2 separate regions of the Mus musculus genome follow, and region 2 is linked to region 1. A link is a loop called in an ENCODE intact Hi-C map of the cell type or tissue named here. Cell type or tissue: heart. All regions are shown on one strand.

What was found. Peaks named below come from ENCODE experiments on the same cell type or tissue, not always from the same donor. Only the 100,000 strongest peaks of a DNase experiment are listed, where the experiment ranks them.
Region 2: a loop joins it to region 1, with 2.3 times the contacts of the local background. A loop is called at or near these places in 3 of 42 quality-filtered maps.

The regions. Positions count from the first base shown.
Region 1 is chr8:34,097,851-34,105,850 of GRCm38, reverse strand. All of the region lies in intron 2 of Dctn6 (dynactin 6), which reads left to right. Among named protein-coding and RNA genes, the nearest start is that of Dctn6, 6.9 kb to the left of the region's middle. In heart, a CTCF peak has its summit at 4,684 (motif pointing right); DNase peaks (open chromatin) are centred at 3,830, 4,200 and 4,640; H3K4me3 peaks cover 499 bases; H3K27ac peaks cover 3,920 bases.
Region 2 is chr8:33,636,842-33,644,841 of GRCm38, reverse strand. It overlaps Ubxn8 (UBX domain protein 8), which reads left to right and starts at 2,866. Exons shown (of 8, transcript NM_178648.2): 1 at 2,866-2,992; 2 at 6,240-6,362. The coding sequence starts at 2,905. In heart, CTCF peaks have their summits at 4,045 (motif pointing right) and 6,938 (motif pointing left); DNase peaks (open chromatin) are centred at 2,861 and 3,111; H3K4me3 peaks cover 1,931 bases; H3K27ac peaks cover 1,927 bases.

The DNA.
Region 1 (8,000 bases):
TAACAAGGTAGCTGATGCTGGAGCCGCTACACTGGTCCCCATGACGTCAGGGTTCCCCGGCAAGGAGAGGAGAGTGACAGTTAGTAGTTGTATCGCAGGCAGAATGGGAGTGTGAAGTGAGAGCAAGAAAGTTTGCAGTTAGTACCCTCAGCTCTCACCGTGTAGTCTGGCCAGTAGTTCCATCACCAAGACGAAACCAGCCTGCACATGGTGGGTAACTTACATGCGAGTCCCCGGTGCCTCATCTACTACCCAGTCCTGTTTGTAAGATCTGTTTCCTGAGCACTGTGCCCCTGCAGATTTAACTGATGGGCACTCATCCTTAGTCACAGCTGCCTGTCACCTGCACAGACACAGCAGCACTTCTATTCCCACATACCAATGGTTTCTTGGTTTGGTTTGGTTTGGTTTTGGGTCTTGAGACAGGATCTCAGTATGGAGTCCTGGCTGGCCTCGAACTCACGAAGATCCAGCTGCCTCTGCTTCTGAGTATGGGATTAAAGTGTGCATCATGAGGCCTGACAATAGTTTCTTCAATGGGGGGGATGTGGAGAATGCCATTTTCCCTGGAATAAGTCGAGGCTTCCAGCCAGTGGCCTGTCTTACGAGACCAGTGAAGACCATGCCACTATGGCGGAACTTCGTTTAAAACGTGACCTGTTGAGTGACTATAAGCTGACAGGATGTGGAAGATGATTGGTTCTTTTCTGTGCTCTTAACTTTTGTCTTCACTGCAAACTTTGCATGAGGAGATCGCAAGCCATGATTTCTCCTGCATGTCACAGTGTCCTCCATTTCTCGCCACCTGCAGAGTGTATGTGGCTCTCATCACCACTCAGGAGGAACACAAGCTCACAGCTGTTCTGTAAGTAGAAGAAAAGGCAGACTAAAGTCATATGTGCCCTTAACTAGGAACACTTCCCTTGGGTTCCTTCCTCTTTCTCATTTTAAGTAGTTTATGATATGTGCTATATAGTACATCTATAGAGAGGATAGATATACCCACAGCATTAGCACACAGATGTATACTTGAAATGGCCTTACAGAAGCTTGCGGAAACTGTCAGAACACAAAAGGGAAGAATGGTTGTGATGGGCTCATCACAGCTTTAAAGGGATTCAGGCTGTGGCAGCTGGAAAGGCCTGAGGGTGAGAGCTCCCCTCAGGGTATAACACTGCCTTATCTGCACTCAGGAGACAAAGTGGCCAGGACTAGGAACGGCAAGGCTCAGCCTCTTACAGATTTCCCCAGACTGTAAGACAGTGCTGCCAGCGAGCCCATACAGGACTTTTCACACTCAGAGCCCACAATGGCCCCTGCCTAGGGCTCTGCTCTAGCACCTACCCCTCTTGTTCCTCTGGCTTTCTTGTCTTCCTCCCCTCCCTACATGCTGGAATTATGTAGGCAAAGATAGTATTTAGTTTATTATTTTAATAATTTCATTTTTTTCACGTGTATGGGTGTTTTTGCCTGCATGTATGTATCTATGTGTTTCAAATGCGCATAGTACTAGCTGAGGGCAAAGGAGAGCTCCCAGCTTCCCTACAACTGGAGTTATCAATAGCTGTGAGCGGCCGTGTGGGTGCTGGGAATTGAACCTGTGGAAGAACAGCCAGTGTTCTTAATCACTGAGCCATCTCTCCAGCCCCCACATGCACTTTCAGTCTGGCATTTGACCACTAGCTGATACTATACAGCTAGAATATTAAATCTGTAATGGTATGCCATTAAAGAGTTTTTTGTGATAGATTTATAACATACAGTCTCACTATATAACTCCTACCTCCTATGTGCTAGGATTAAAGGCATGTGCTACCGTGCCCAGCCTTATGAAGTGGTTAAAAAATTGTTTTACTAATCCTTTGAGAATTTCATAGAACATGTTTTGGTTATGTTCACACCTACTCCCTCAGAAGTGATAGAGAAAATCTTTAGGGAAAAAAAGCTGGAATGATTTGCTGTTTATCGACAGAGTGGCTTGCTTTATGCATAGTGTGTGTGTGTGTGTGTGTGTGTGTGTGTGTGTGTGTGTGTGTGTGTATTTCCTATACACATATAGTGATGCTCGGCATCAGATATGCACTAAGCATGCAGTGAACATGCTTACATTTATCTTAGAAACAGTTTCATTTTAAAAGCAAGGAAGGGGGCTGGAGAGATGGCTCAGCGGTTAAGAGCACTGACTGCTCTTCCAGAGGTCCTGGGTTCAATTCCCAGCAACCACATGATGGCTCACAACCATCTGTAATGGGATCCAATGCCCCCTTCTGGTGTGACTGAAGACAGCAGCAGTGTACTCATATAAATAAAAATAAATAAATCTTTAAAAATAAACAAGCAAGGAAAAGATGCAGGAGAGGGATGCAGTTATGCGGTGTTTGTCTCCCCGTTTTTATCTTATGATTGTTGTAAGTGTTTATCTCTCCTAACCCCAAACTTTATGCTTCTTTAATTGTGTATATAAAGAAGTGGTTTTTCCCAGACTTTGGGCTTAGATAATTATTTCTGTCACTGTTGCACTTAGCATAAAATATCTTCACTTTTTGGCAAGTATTTATTTTTCTGAAATAACACCTCGGATGTAAACCCTCCTCCTTTATAAACACTATTATAAAGTTTAATCAGAGCCAAGTTACCTGGTTCCAGCTCTCCGACCATGTCTTGCTTTTCCATGTCAAGCTTTTCTTTGGTTTTGCTCGGGTTCCTGGAGTAATAGTTGTAAATCATTCCTGTTGTCTATGCAGTTGGCAGTTGGAACTTGATAAACTACTCCCCAGAGAGTTGGGGAGCAGTAAACAGAAGTGTATGGGGTGCCCCACAGACGTGTGTGCTCCACAGAAGTATGTGAGGTGCTCCACAGGAGTGTGTGAGGTGCTCCAAGAAGTGTGTGAGTGCTCCACAGAAGTGTATGTGGGTGCTCCATCGAAGTGTGTGAGTGTTCCACAGAAGGGTGTGAGTGCTCCAAGAAGTGTGTGTGGGTGCTTCACAGAAATGTGTGAAGTGCTCCACAGGAGTGTGAGTGCTCCAAGAAGTGTGTGTGGGTGCTCCACAGAAATGTGTGAGGTGCTCCACAGGAGTGTGTGAGTGCTCCACAGAAGTGTATGTGGGTGCTCCATAGAAGTGTGTGAGTGCTCCACAGAAGGGTGTGAGTGCTCCAAGAAGTGTGTGTGGGTGTTCCACAGAAATGTGTGAGGTGCTCTACAGAAGTATGTGAGTGCTCCAAGAAGTGTGGGTGGGTACTCCACAGAAGTGTGTGAGGTGCTCCACAGGAGTGTGTGAGTGCTCCAAGAAGTGTGGGTGGGTACTCCACAGAAGTGTGTGAGGTGCTCCACAGGAGTGTGTGAGTGCTCCAAGAAGTGTGTGTGGGTGCTCAATCTAAGGACTGCCCATCTTTTTACACTTTTATTAGTTTGAAGAGGGCAGGGTTTTCTTTTCCTGTGTTTCAAGTTATTTGAACCTTACACTGGATCTGTGGTTTTCTAGAAATTGATTTATTTGTTCTAACAGTGAGGCTGACTAGAAGTATGAAGCCAGGTGTGTGTTCTGTCAGGGCTGCCTACATCCTACTGTCTCAGAATGGGGGTGTGTGGGTGGGGCTGTGACAGAGGGGCTGTTGCAGGGGGTAAATCATAGAAGTCCAGCCCTGGGGAGGCACACCGCCACTGGAAGGTGCTCAGACTGAGTCCTGCTCATTTTCATAGGATCAGACTTGTTTTCTATTAGACTGTTACAAAGTACTTTCTGTAAATCCTCCCTCTGAGAGTTGGCTGGCATGTAACGTGAGGAAGGCCCCAGGGGAGCCCCGGCCCACGAGCTTGTGAGGACAGACCCCCATGGCACAAGAGGAGCAGCCCGGGCACAGTGGGACACTCCCACCTGACCCTGTGAAGTCCAGGGTGGCCTTGAACTTCTCACCAGCAGAGCTCACCCCAACCCAGAGCCTCTGCTGGGGTCAAGGGAGTGGTGTAATTTTAAAAAGAAAGAGCTTGGGTTTATTTGTTGACATATGAAAATGTATGCAGAGCTTGCAAAGGTGAAGAGCGCCCTTTACCAAATGAGGGGAAAGAGGCATGATGCAGGAATGTCCTCTTGGCAGGGCTCTGGAAGCCCAGCCAGCGGTTTAGAAAAATAACTCATACGCCAGTTAAGGGAGCTCTGACTCCAGACACATTTGTCCAAACAAGGAGATAAGGCAGAGAGGCTTTCAGCACACTCAGTAAGAAAGTATACAAACCGCCCTGCCAGGAGCCGCGCCAAGAAGGTCCACGCGGAGTCAAGTGGGAAAGGGGACTTGGCATGGGGACTTGTTTTTAAAGAGCATTTTAGCTTTAAGACCCCTACACATGGCCTAAGTCAGACTCGTTCTAGGTAGAAGGTTTGTGGCACCCAGGAGGAGATTGTCTGGTAGGTGTCATGCCGCCCGCCGCTAAGGCTGCCCGGAAGGCCAGGCCCCCTGTCCCAGGCCTGCAGTGTGAAACTGCACACAGCTGTGCCTTCTTCCTGTTCTCCACACCACACTCTTAGCTGTCACATGTGCTCTGTGCTAGCCTCACTCGAGGGGCTGTGCAGTTTCTTGCGCACCCCCTCCCACTGCCTCCCCAACTTGCTTTCATCTCTCAACTCAAAGCAGATTGGCTTCCCTCTCTATTTCAGTCCCTGTGGGCCACAACCTGCAGTTGGGGCAGGATGCCAGCAGGTGGCAGTAGTGTCAAAACCAAAGGCCTCACCTAAGCTGTCCATGTGCTAGCTCCAAGAGAGCATCCCTGACATTTATACTCAGTTCTCCAGTTACCAGTTCTATTAGTAACTCACGATTAACAAATAATAATGACAGCAAGAAAACATCCGCTTAAACTGTTCAGATGCCGGGCAACAGAGAGTCAGAGGCAGATGCACCTCTGAATTTGGGGCAGCCAGGACTACATAGAGAGACCCTTACTCAAAAAAATACTCATTCTGATTTGATTTTGTTATGTAATAACTTTGTTTCATTTTACTTGTTTTGTTTTTGGTTTTTATGGTTTTTGTTTGTTTGTTTGTTTTGAGACAGAGTGTCATGTAGCCCAGGCTAGCCTCCAACTGGTTGTGAAGTCCAGGATGGCCTTGAACTTCAGATCTTCTTTCCCCCGCCTAAGTGTTGGGATTGCAGGTGGCACCACAATGCCAAACTGTGTTTTGTAAATAGAAGGGTGGTATGTGTGTGTGTGTGTGTGTGTGCGCACACACGTCAAGGCCAGGGACAACCTCAGGTGCCACTCAAGCATCCACCATCTGTGACGTTATAGAACTCAGCAAGTGTCTCCAGGGAGCCCTTTGTCATGGATTTTTAAAGAAAAAGTAGCATTGTCATTTGTTTTCAGAGGTACACGGAAGAGGAATGTTAAAAAAGAAAGACAGGCCACCAGTGCCAGGGGCTCCTAGTCTTCAGAATACATCCTTAGGTGGGCTTCTCACAAATTGTGCTTGTCACAGCTCCAACTTAAGGGTCAGCAGGAGGCCTGGTGCCTCTGGCTGCTTACCCAGCTCTGACCAGAGGTCTGCTGCCTGTCATGGCTCCAATGATCTCCATGTCCCACTTAATCCCTTACCAAGCAGAAGGCTCTCCTGTAGTTAAAAGCTGTTACCATGACACCTGAGGAAAGGAGAAAGCAGGCCCTGCTCTGTCCTCAGGCCTAAACTACCCACTTTGCTCAGTTTTCAGGAATTCTGAGCTCTTCGTGACACAGTAACCTTGTCGTTTTTAATGTCTTCCTGTATATATTGTGTGCATCCAAGAGCATGGTCAGGGGTCAGGGTCAGGAGTGGGTTCCAGCGTGTGGGTCTCGGGGATAGAATTTGGTTCACTAAGCTTGGCAGCAGTGGCTTTCCTTGCTGGGCTGTCCTGTCAGCCCCTGAATCTCTCCTTCAGAACTGCAGGTCAGATCCTGTGACATCTCTTTCAAACAGTGTTTCTTGTAACCCACGTTTCCCGTCCTGTTACAGATGTGGAAACAGCCCTTGAGAGAACATAAGCACACACATTGCCTATATGTGATAGAGACCAGAGTCTAGACTTTCTAGACTAGGATGGGTACAGGCTGGGGCTCTAATTACAAAGACCCTAACTTAGACTGTGGCCCTTGGAGTATTTTGAAACAAAATAGAAATCCGTATTGAGTGAGCTGTAGGTCTCCTTGGGCTTTTACCACTGGAGGGTGTAGAACTTGTTATCTCAGAAGAACCCAGGACTGGTGATGGCATTGCTGAGCACCTGGAGCCTGTGATGCCTAAGTGGCCATGCTGAGGAATGAGGTAGGTAAATGACAGTGTATTGATGAAATGTGAGATGCGCTGTAGCCATAAAGTGTTCGAATGCTTTTCTCCGAGTTTTATTTTCAAGCTTCTTACTGATTTTGTATGTGCTGGTGTTTATAGGTCTCAAGTATGCCACAGTGTTTAGTCTGTAGTAGCTTTTCCCTGCACTTAGACAGTCAGGCCCGTAAGGAGTAGGACTCACAGACAGGCCCCACCATTCTGTGCTTGCTTTATTTTAATTTTTAGTCGTGATTGTTTATTTATTTTATACTATTTGTGTGTGGGCATGTATCTATACTATACATATATGTGGGGGTGGGGTGGGTGTATTGAGAATATTCTCTCCCAAATAGCAAGGCTACTTGTACAGTCTCATACGCCTGTGTGCTTTGGGACTCCATGCCCTGTTTTGGGCCCCTACTCTCTTTATCAGTTCCCTTGGTTCTTTATCTCAGGAAAAGAATGAGCTGCACTGAGAGCCCATCCAGAGCCCCGCTGCTCACCTTGGAGGCTTCGGATCTGTTGGGGATTGGTTCTAATTGTGAATCTGTGTGTCCAAACGCTGAAGGTCCTTGTCCCCAATTGGTTTTTGACTGATCAGTAAAGAACCAATGGCCAAGCTTGGCAGGTAGACTGAGGTAAGACTTTTAGAGTTGTGTGGGCTAGGAGAAAACAAAGAACAAAGATGGCTATGACAGGGAAGAAGAAAGACCAGACCTAAAGGCCTGGACACGTGAGAATCAGGGAGAGTGGCCACATGAGCCACTTCCCCAATTGTGTTTGGGGTAGCAGAGATGAAATATAGGTTTTAAAAGATTTCAACACAGAAATACCAGAGGGGGGTGTTTGCTAGCAGCAGGAAGGATAAGAACTGCCCAGTCATTAAGCTAGTCAAGGCATATTAAAATTACCTGGTGTGTGTGTGTTTCATTCGAGAATCCAGATAGCTCTTGGGCGGGTATGTACATGTGATCGATCCGTCAGGAACATTAAGCAGTTTAACTATGGCTACGCGTATCTGTTTCATAGAATTGGGTGGGAGTTGGTGCACTAAGTAATCCCAGTTGTCAGGACAACTTCAAAGGGGCAGAGATAGCCTGTGTTCTGTGTTCGGGGCGTGTGTGTGTGTGTGTGTGTGTGTGTGTGTGTGTGTGTGTGTGTGTGTAAGAGACGTTGGCACTAGGAATCCCATGCAGGGCCTTGCACACACCACCTATGCTCACGCTCACCAACTGAGCTGCTCCTGCTCCCGCTCCCGCTCCTGCAGTCTGTTTATTCCTCTGTTGCCCTTTAACATAGAGTGTTGCATCTTGCCTTTTATAAGCAGATAGTGACTGTTTATATACCACAGATTAACAGTTTATAACACAGAATCCTGGAAAGTGACACCTCTGCCCCCTTGATCCTTCCGTCCACCTTCCTTTCTGAGGGAGTTACTTCTCATCACTGTGTACAAATAAAAATAGCGTTGAGTGACCCAGCACTCGGGCTAGGCAGAGTCCAACAGCAGGAGATAGAGTGGGATCCTTCTTTAGAAAACAAAACAAAAACAGAAAGAAAAAATAGCTTCAATCCTACGATAAGAGTAGGTGGGTGTGTGGGTGGAGGAAGGTGTTTTCTCATCAGTGGGAGGTGGGCGTGTGGCCACTTCCTCCAGAGCCACCCAGTTCTCAGAAGCTGTCCTCCTTGTGCCCTTAGATTGAGAC
Region 2 (8,000 bases), 460 kb after region 1:
GTCTATGCTGAGAACACTCTCAGGTGTGCATGCGCGTGTAGGTCAAGAGAACAACTTTCGGGAGAGTTGGTTCTCTCCTTCCACTGTGGGTTCTGGAATGAACTCAGGTGTTACCCACTGAGCTATCTTGCCAGGCTGCAATTTCTATTTTTTTTTTTAAATTATCTTTTAGTTTTGACGATTTCTTTATTTTCTATTTATATAAATACACTGTCACTGTCTTCACACACACATCCGATCCCATTACAGATGGTTGTAAGCCACCATATGGTTGCTGAGAATTGAATTCAGGACCTCTGGCAGAGCAGTCAGTGCTCTTAACTACTGAGCCATCTCCCCAGACCTGAAAATTGTATTTCAAGGTCTAAAACCAGACATGCTGGTGTCACTCACTAGACTAATCTAGAAACCCAGGAAGAAGGAAAGAAACAGAAGGAATGCAGAACAAAATGAAGCTGGTGAGAACTGAAGGAATTCCTTGTCTGTCTTCATGTAGAATCAACACAGGCCCCAGTGGGAACATTGTATGAGTCAACCCAGCTGTGTAATCCATCTATCCTGTTATAATTCAAATGGCCTCCTTCTCATTACTGACTTGAGACTGTGCCCTCCTAGTTTGAACTCTTTGAGTCTAAAGTTTTTTTGTTGCTATTTATTTTTGAACGGGATCACACTGGGGCCTGAACCAGTCACAATCCTCTTGCCTGTTATTATACTCAGTAATAAGATTCATAGCCTATTTACAAAGCAATCTCCAATGGCCCTAGGTCCAATTTGCCATTGTGCTCTTAAATTTTTTTTTCCTTTTATTGAACGTACATTTTGGGGGCTGGAGAGACTGCTTAGCGGTTAAGAGCACTGACTGCTCTTCCAAAGGTCCTGAGTTCAAATCCCAGCAATCACATGGTGGTTCACAACCACCTGTAATGAGATCTGACACCCTCTTCTGGCGCATCTGAAGACAGCTACAGTGTACTTACATATAATAAATAAATCAATCTTTAAAAAAAAAAGAAAGAAAGAAAGTACATTTTGGGGGTTGGAGAGATGGTTCAGTGGTTAAGGGCACTGGCTGCTCTTCCAGAGGTCTTAGGTTTGATTCTCAGCACCCACTTGGTGGCTCACAAGTTCTAGGGGATATAGGCATAACACCATATACATAAAATAAAATTCCCCTCCTCACATATTATATCCTGATTACAGTTTCTCCTCCCCCTAGTCCTCCCCACCTCTCATCCCATCTGGATCCACACCTTTCCTGTCAATATGAAACAGGCTTCTAAAGGATAATTAAAATAGAACTAATACATCAGAATCAGAGAAAACAGACGGAAGGGGAAGAGCCCAAGAGAGAGTGTAAGAATCAAAGCCTCATGTTGGCACACTTGGGAATGCCATAAAAACACTAAACTGGAAGCCATAATATATACACAAAGGAACTTTAGGGTAAAAGGAGGTTAAAAAAAAAAAAAAGGCAGGACTCTGACATGACATTTCAAGAGCAGGAACCTCTAAGGTTGTATTGGCCATCCACTGCTGGCCATTCAGTCTACCATCGCAAATGTTTTTCAAGTGAGCCTTCCCTGGAGAGAGAATTTACTTTTTCAAGTGGTTATCAGTTGGAGATAGTGGCTGGATTAAGGATGGGGATAGCTGTCTACTTCTTTGGGCTCTAGGAGCTTATCGGTGAAGATCCACACAGGCTCTGTGCATGCTGCCTCAGTTCACTGAGTTCACATATTTATCGATCTTTTTTGCTTTGGAGGGCCTTGTTTTCTCCGTGCCCTTCATCCCTTTTGCTCTTACTCTTTCTGCCTCTGCTCCTTTGGGGTTCCCTAAGGGGAGGGTTTCATATTCACCCATTTAGGGCTCACTGTTCCAAGGTCTTGGACGCTCCTCTGTATACTTTTTTTTTCTTTTGTTTTTTTCAATCAGGGTTTCTCTGTGCAGTCCTGGAACTCACTCTGTAGACCAGGCTGGCCTTGAACTCAGAGATCCATCTGCCACTGCCTCCCTAGTGCTGTGGTTAAAAGTGTCCGAAGTCCAAACTCCAAACCTTCACACTTTAGTCACTATCTCCTCAGGAAATTCTTCTCCACACTGCAGAACGTGGTTCTGTAGCACTCTATACAGACATTCCTATCATGGCACCAGACATCAGATAGTCTCTGTACAGGACATGTATCCCAGGGCTGAGTTTGTTTAGGACAAATTCAGTAACTTACACATACTTGGAACTTAAGCTAAACTGAAGAGCGACTGGGGGTATTGATGGTTGAGGACTTGCCAAGTTGGGAATCTTGTCAGTGGGAAGGCCCTCCATTCCTGAACTCTAAGTTACCAGAGCTGAGTCATGGAGTGGCAGGGAAGTCACTGTGAGGCCAACGTTAAGTCATAACTGTAACACGTGTAGGCATTGACAGGGAGAACAGTGAGTGGGGGGCAGGTCTAGGGAACTCTCCACGCGGGTGTGGGGCAGGAACAGGCACTAGGGAGCAGACCCCACTTTTAAGCTTCCCGCAGGACCTGTTAGGAAGAGAAGATGCTTAGTAACTAGTTAGCTAAGAACCAAACGCCCTGTTACCCCCAAGGGACACAAGGCCACCGGGCCTCGCAGCGTCAACCGCCCCTTTTAAGTCATTTCAGTCTTCTGAGCACCATCTTTTAGACCTGCACAGTCTGATAAGCCACTGTCATCGTGACCAGCCTCAGATCCACAGGACAGGGACCGTCCCAGCCGAAGGAGATGACCCGCGCCGTCTGAGCAATCGCATCCGGGCCCGCGCCCCAGCCTCAGGGCACAGCATCCTCCCTCCATTCCTCCCAGCCCGAGGCCTCCGGGGCGAGCTCGCGGAAGGCACGGCCGGAAGGGGCGGGCACTGCGCCCAGCGAGCCCTCCGCGCCATGGCTTCTCGTGGCGTCGTGGGCCTTTTCTTGCTCTCTGCTCTCCCTCTCTTGTGTCTGGAGCTCCGGCGCGGGATCCCGAGTCTCGGTAAGTGTTGCCTTTCTCCTCTCGGTGCTCCCAGCTGGAGTGTTGTCACCTGAGCGGCGCGGACCTCCGCGCGCTTTTGACTACAATCCCCAGAATCCATCGCGCCCGCCCCTCTTCCGGAACCGCCTCCATTTCCGCGGGAAAAAGTTCTCTTGATCTCTGGCCAGGGTCGGCTTGGAAAGGGACCCGAGTGAGAAGCGCAGGGACAGATAGGAACTGTTTCGCCTCTAAGAGTAATGAGAGCCGGAAGTAAATAAGCTGATAGCTGAGCCATGTTTCAGGTGAAAGCCTTTGTGTCATGATCAAGGAATGGATGAAAGGGAGTCCCCAAGTACCATTTCTGAGAATCTTATTCTAAGTCAGACCCTGTTTGCAATCTCACTCTCCACTACTGCCACAACGACTTGTAGGTACTGTTAGCCTAAAAAACAGCGCTCTGCCCCAGAGCAGGTCAGAGTTTATTTTGGAATCGAATCTAAATGTCCGTGGTGTTCTGAGAATACGGATTTGGGTTACTTCAAATTCTCGGTTCCACGGTTCCAAAAGTTTTTATTGTAACAGCCAAAAAAATGTCACAAAACACCTTAAATATATGTAGGTCCATCAGGGAGATGAGTTACAGCAACGTGTAGGAAAACCTCTCGCAGAGGGCTCAGGTGCTCACAAAATAAACTTTTGGATTGGTAGAAGGTTGTGGGCTAAGTTAATATATTGTGTAGGTTCCATGTGATAGGCATAGTTAGGTCAGGCATATAGGTGAACAATGAGTGACTATTAAGTGGGCTAATTAAAGCCCATAATAATCCATGGTTAGGCTCTGGACCTGCAACATTTGAACCATTCCATAGTCTAAAAAGTTCTTATCAGTTAATCACCTTCTGTAGAACATAAAAGTAAGGGGATACTTGAGTTTACAGTACTGTTAAAATCTTTACATTTGAGAGCACTGTGATTTATTGAGGACGATCAGTGACTAATTGGAGGTGGTTTTGATTTTTTTTTAAGATTTATTTATTATATGTAAGTACACACAGTAGCTGTCTTCAGACACACCAGAAGAGGGCGTTAGATCTCATTATGAATGGTTGTGGGCCACCATGTGGTTGCTGGGAATTGAACTTAGGACCTTTGGAAGAGCAGTCAGTGCTCTTAACTGCTTAGCCATCTCTCCAGCTCTTTCCTTTCTTTTTCTTTCTTTCTTTCTTTCTTTCTTTCTTTTCTTTTCTTTTCTTTTCTTTTCTTTTCTTTTCTTTTCTTTTCTTTTCTTTTCTTTTCTTTTCTTTTCTTTTCTTTTCTTTTCTTTTCTTTTCTTTTCTTTTCTTTTTCTAGAGTTTTTCTGTGTAACAGCCCGTGGTGCCCTGGAATCACTTTATAGAGCAGGCTGGTCTTGAGCTCATAGAGATTCACCTGCCTCTGCCTCCCCAGTGCTGGGATTGAAGGTGTGCATCATCACTACCCTGCATGGTTTTTATTATTATGTGTGTCTTTTGAGTCTTCAATTAGCTTAGGTTAGCCTGTGTCTTGAAGCAAACCTCCTGCCTCATGTTTTCAGGTCCTATAGTAACCCATAGTTTTTTTTCTCTCTCTCTCTTTTTTTTTTGTTGTTTTATCGAGACAGGGTTTCTCTGTGTAGCCCTGACTGTCCTGGAACTCACTTTGTAGACCAGGTTGGCGTCAAACTCAGAAATTCGCCTGCCTCTGCCTCCCGCCCCTAGTTTTTTAAAGGGCCATTCTGGATTCTGTGTGGAGAATGCTTTGGAATGGAGCTATAGTGCAGAGTAGTGAGCCAAGTTAGAGTTTGCTGTAGTGAATAGTTACAGGGATGGCTTAGACTGGGGCAACAGAAGGAATATGAATGAATTGTGGACAGAGTTGAGATACGGTGAAGCAGAAACAAAAGCCCGCAGGTTAGTCTCCATGTCTGCCTCCCTCCTTAAGCACACTTTGTGTGGTGTGTTGTTGTTGGGTTTTGTTTGTTTGTATTTTGAGACAGGGTTTCTCTGTGTAGCTGGCTGACCTGGAACTCACTCTGTAGACCAGACTAGCCTGGAATTCAGAGATCAGCCTACCTCTGCTTCTTTTTTTTTTTTTTTTTTTTTTGGTTTTTTGAGACAGGGTTTCTCTGTGTAGCCCAGGCAGTCCTGGAATTCACTCTGTAGACCAGGTCAAACTCAGAAATCCGCTTGCCTCTGCCTTTTAAGTGCTAGGATTAAAGGAATATGTCATCACTGCCCAGACTCTAAAGTGAATGGCCAAGCTAAAGTTCTTTTTCCTCCAGCCTGCCTCCTCCTGGACAAGGAGTCAGATGCCCTGAAACATGCCCAAGAGAAGTGAAAATGAAATGATCTTTGAAAAGCTACATTAGGGGCTGGAGAGATGGCTCCCTGGTTAAGAGCACTGGCTGCTCTTCCAATGGACTCCCATTCAATTCCCAGAACACACATAGCAACTCAAACCTGTCTATAACTCCGGTTCCAGAGGAAACCAACACCCTCACATAGACATACATTGCAGGCAAAACTAATATACATAGAATAAAAATAATTTGAAAAAAGCTAGATTGGAGTATATAAAGACTTTTTAAGCTTAAGCTTCTTCTTTTTGTCTTTTCTTTTTTTAAAGAAGGTTTATTTATTACATAAGTACACTGACTTCAGACACACCAGAAGAGAGTGTCAGATCCCATTAGAGATGGTTGTGAGCCACCATGTGGTTGTTGGGATTTGAACTCAGGACCTTTGGAAGAGCAATCAGTGCTCTTATCCTCTGAGCCATCTCACCAGCCCACCCCCTTTTTTTTACTTTTTTTTTTTTTTTCGTTCGAGACAGGGTTTCTCTGTGTAGCCCTGGCTGTCCTGGAACTCACTTTGTAGACCAGGCTAGCCTCGAACTCAGAAATCCACCTGCCTCTGCCTCCCAAGTGTTGGGATCAAAGGTGTGCGCTACCACCGCCCGGCTAGTTTTATGCATTATTAATGCTCATAATATTTCCTTATGCAGCTGAACACTATGTGTTCCTAAAATAGGATGCTTCTTCTAGAATGATTCTCTGACAGTTTGTTGTGGTAGTGACCACCATGTTGAACTTCAGAGCCCTGGAAGACTTAGGAAACCAATCAGGAGGCTTGTATCATTTAGTATCTAACTCTGCTTTCTAGTGCAAACAATCTGCCCTTTATTAGTAGTACCAAGGAAAGAGAAACTTTCTTTTAAAGAAACATGTTTAATTATTTTTTTTATTCTTAAGGCATTAAAGATCTCATTTTGCTGAGTGGCCGGATATTCCTACTGCTGGCCCTGCTTACCTTAGTCATTTCCGTGACCACCTCCTGGTTTAACTCACTGAAACCTTCGCAAGGTCATCTGAAAGGTAAGTGTACCCCCCCCCTAAAAAAAAGTAACCTTTTCTACTCAAATTTTTTCTTTTGTTTATTCTACAGCAAGAACTGGTTTATCACTGATTTATTATGTGTAATAATTTCAAGTGGGAGCCTGTTCTTTCCTTAGGCTCTCTCCTAACACGTGGGTTTCAAGGATGACTAAGGTCTTAGGTTTGGCAGCAAGTGTCTTTACCCACTGAGCCATCTCACCAGCCCTAGGAGCTTCAAAAGCCCTGGATAGAGAGGTGGGGTGGTAAAGAAAACTGGCCGGGGCTGGCAAGATGGCTCAGTGGTTAAGAGCACCCAACTGCTCTTCCGAAGGTCCCGAGTTCAAATCCCAGCAACCACATGGTGGCACACAACCATCCGTAACGAAATCTGATGCCCTCTTCTGGAGTGTCTGAAGACAGCTACAGTGTACTTACATATAATAAATAAATAAATCTTAAAAAAAAAAAAAAAAAAAAAAAGAGAGAACTGGCCGCTCTTCCAGAAGCCGGAGCTACAGTCCCAGCACCCAAGGTGTTTAACTGATCCTGGGGATCTGACATCTGACTCCCTCTTCTGGCCTCTGTGGGCACTGCATGCACGTGGTACATAGACATACATGCAGACAGAACACTCACAGACATACATAACGTTTTAAACAAAAACAAAACAACAACAACAAAAAGCCAGTTTTTTTGTTTTTTTGTTTTTTTTTTTTAGCATTTCATTCTTTTTTTTAGGGGGGTGGGGTGGAGACAGGGTTTCTCTGTAGCCCTGGCTGTCCTGGAACTCTGTACTCACTGTACTCTGCCTCTGCCTCCCAATGCTGGGATTAAAGGTATGTGCCACCACTGCCTGGCAATTTATGGGTTTTTTAAAAAGAATAATTTATTCATTTTTGTTATTTTATTATTATTATTTTTATGTGCATTGATGTTTTTCCTGCCTTTGTTCGTGTGAGGGTGTCAGATCCCTGGAACTGGACTCACAAGACAGTTGTGAGCTGCCAAGTGGGTTTTGGGGATTGAACCCAGGACCTCTGGAAGAGCAGCCAGTTCTCTTAACCCCTGAGCCATCTCCAGCCCTTGCTTTTGTTTTTTTAAGATAGGCTCTCAGATAGCCCAGGGTGGCTTGTTATTTACTGTCTAGTTGAGGGTGACTTTGAACTTCTGATCTTCCTGCCTCCACGTCCTGCCTGCTGAGATTACAGATCTGCACCAACACAGTTGGTAGTGTGTGGTGCTGAGGATCCAAGCCAAGGCCTGTGGGTTAGGCCAGCATTATACTGACCAAGCTACACCCTTCAACCTGTGATTTACTGCTTTTAAAATATAAGTAAATACAACGAATGGTGCAAAGCTCTTATAGCTCTTTCACATCAGCCCTGTAGAAAACATAATTGCAAAAGATTATTCAACCCAATAATATATGGCAGTGTGGGTGCTTTGGTGAGTTCCAGTCATAGATTTTGGACTTTTCTCAGCTTTGATCTCTCATACTTCAAATGACTCAATTCGGATATTCAACCAAAACATTGTGATTTTCCGTTGGGGATTTTGTATGGATGTGTTTTCAGTGCTTGCTGTGAACTTAGCTGTAGAAGTATGAAGAGCACGGGGTGCCCTGCTTTCAGTCCTTAG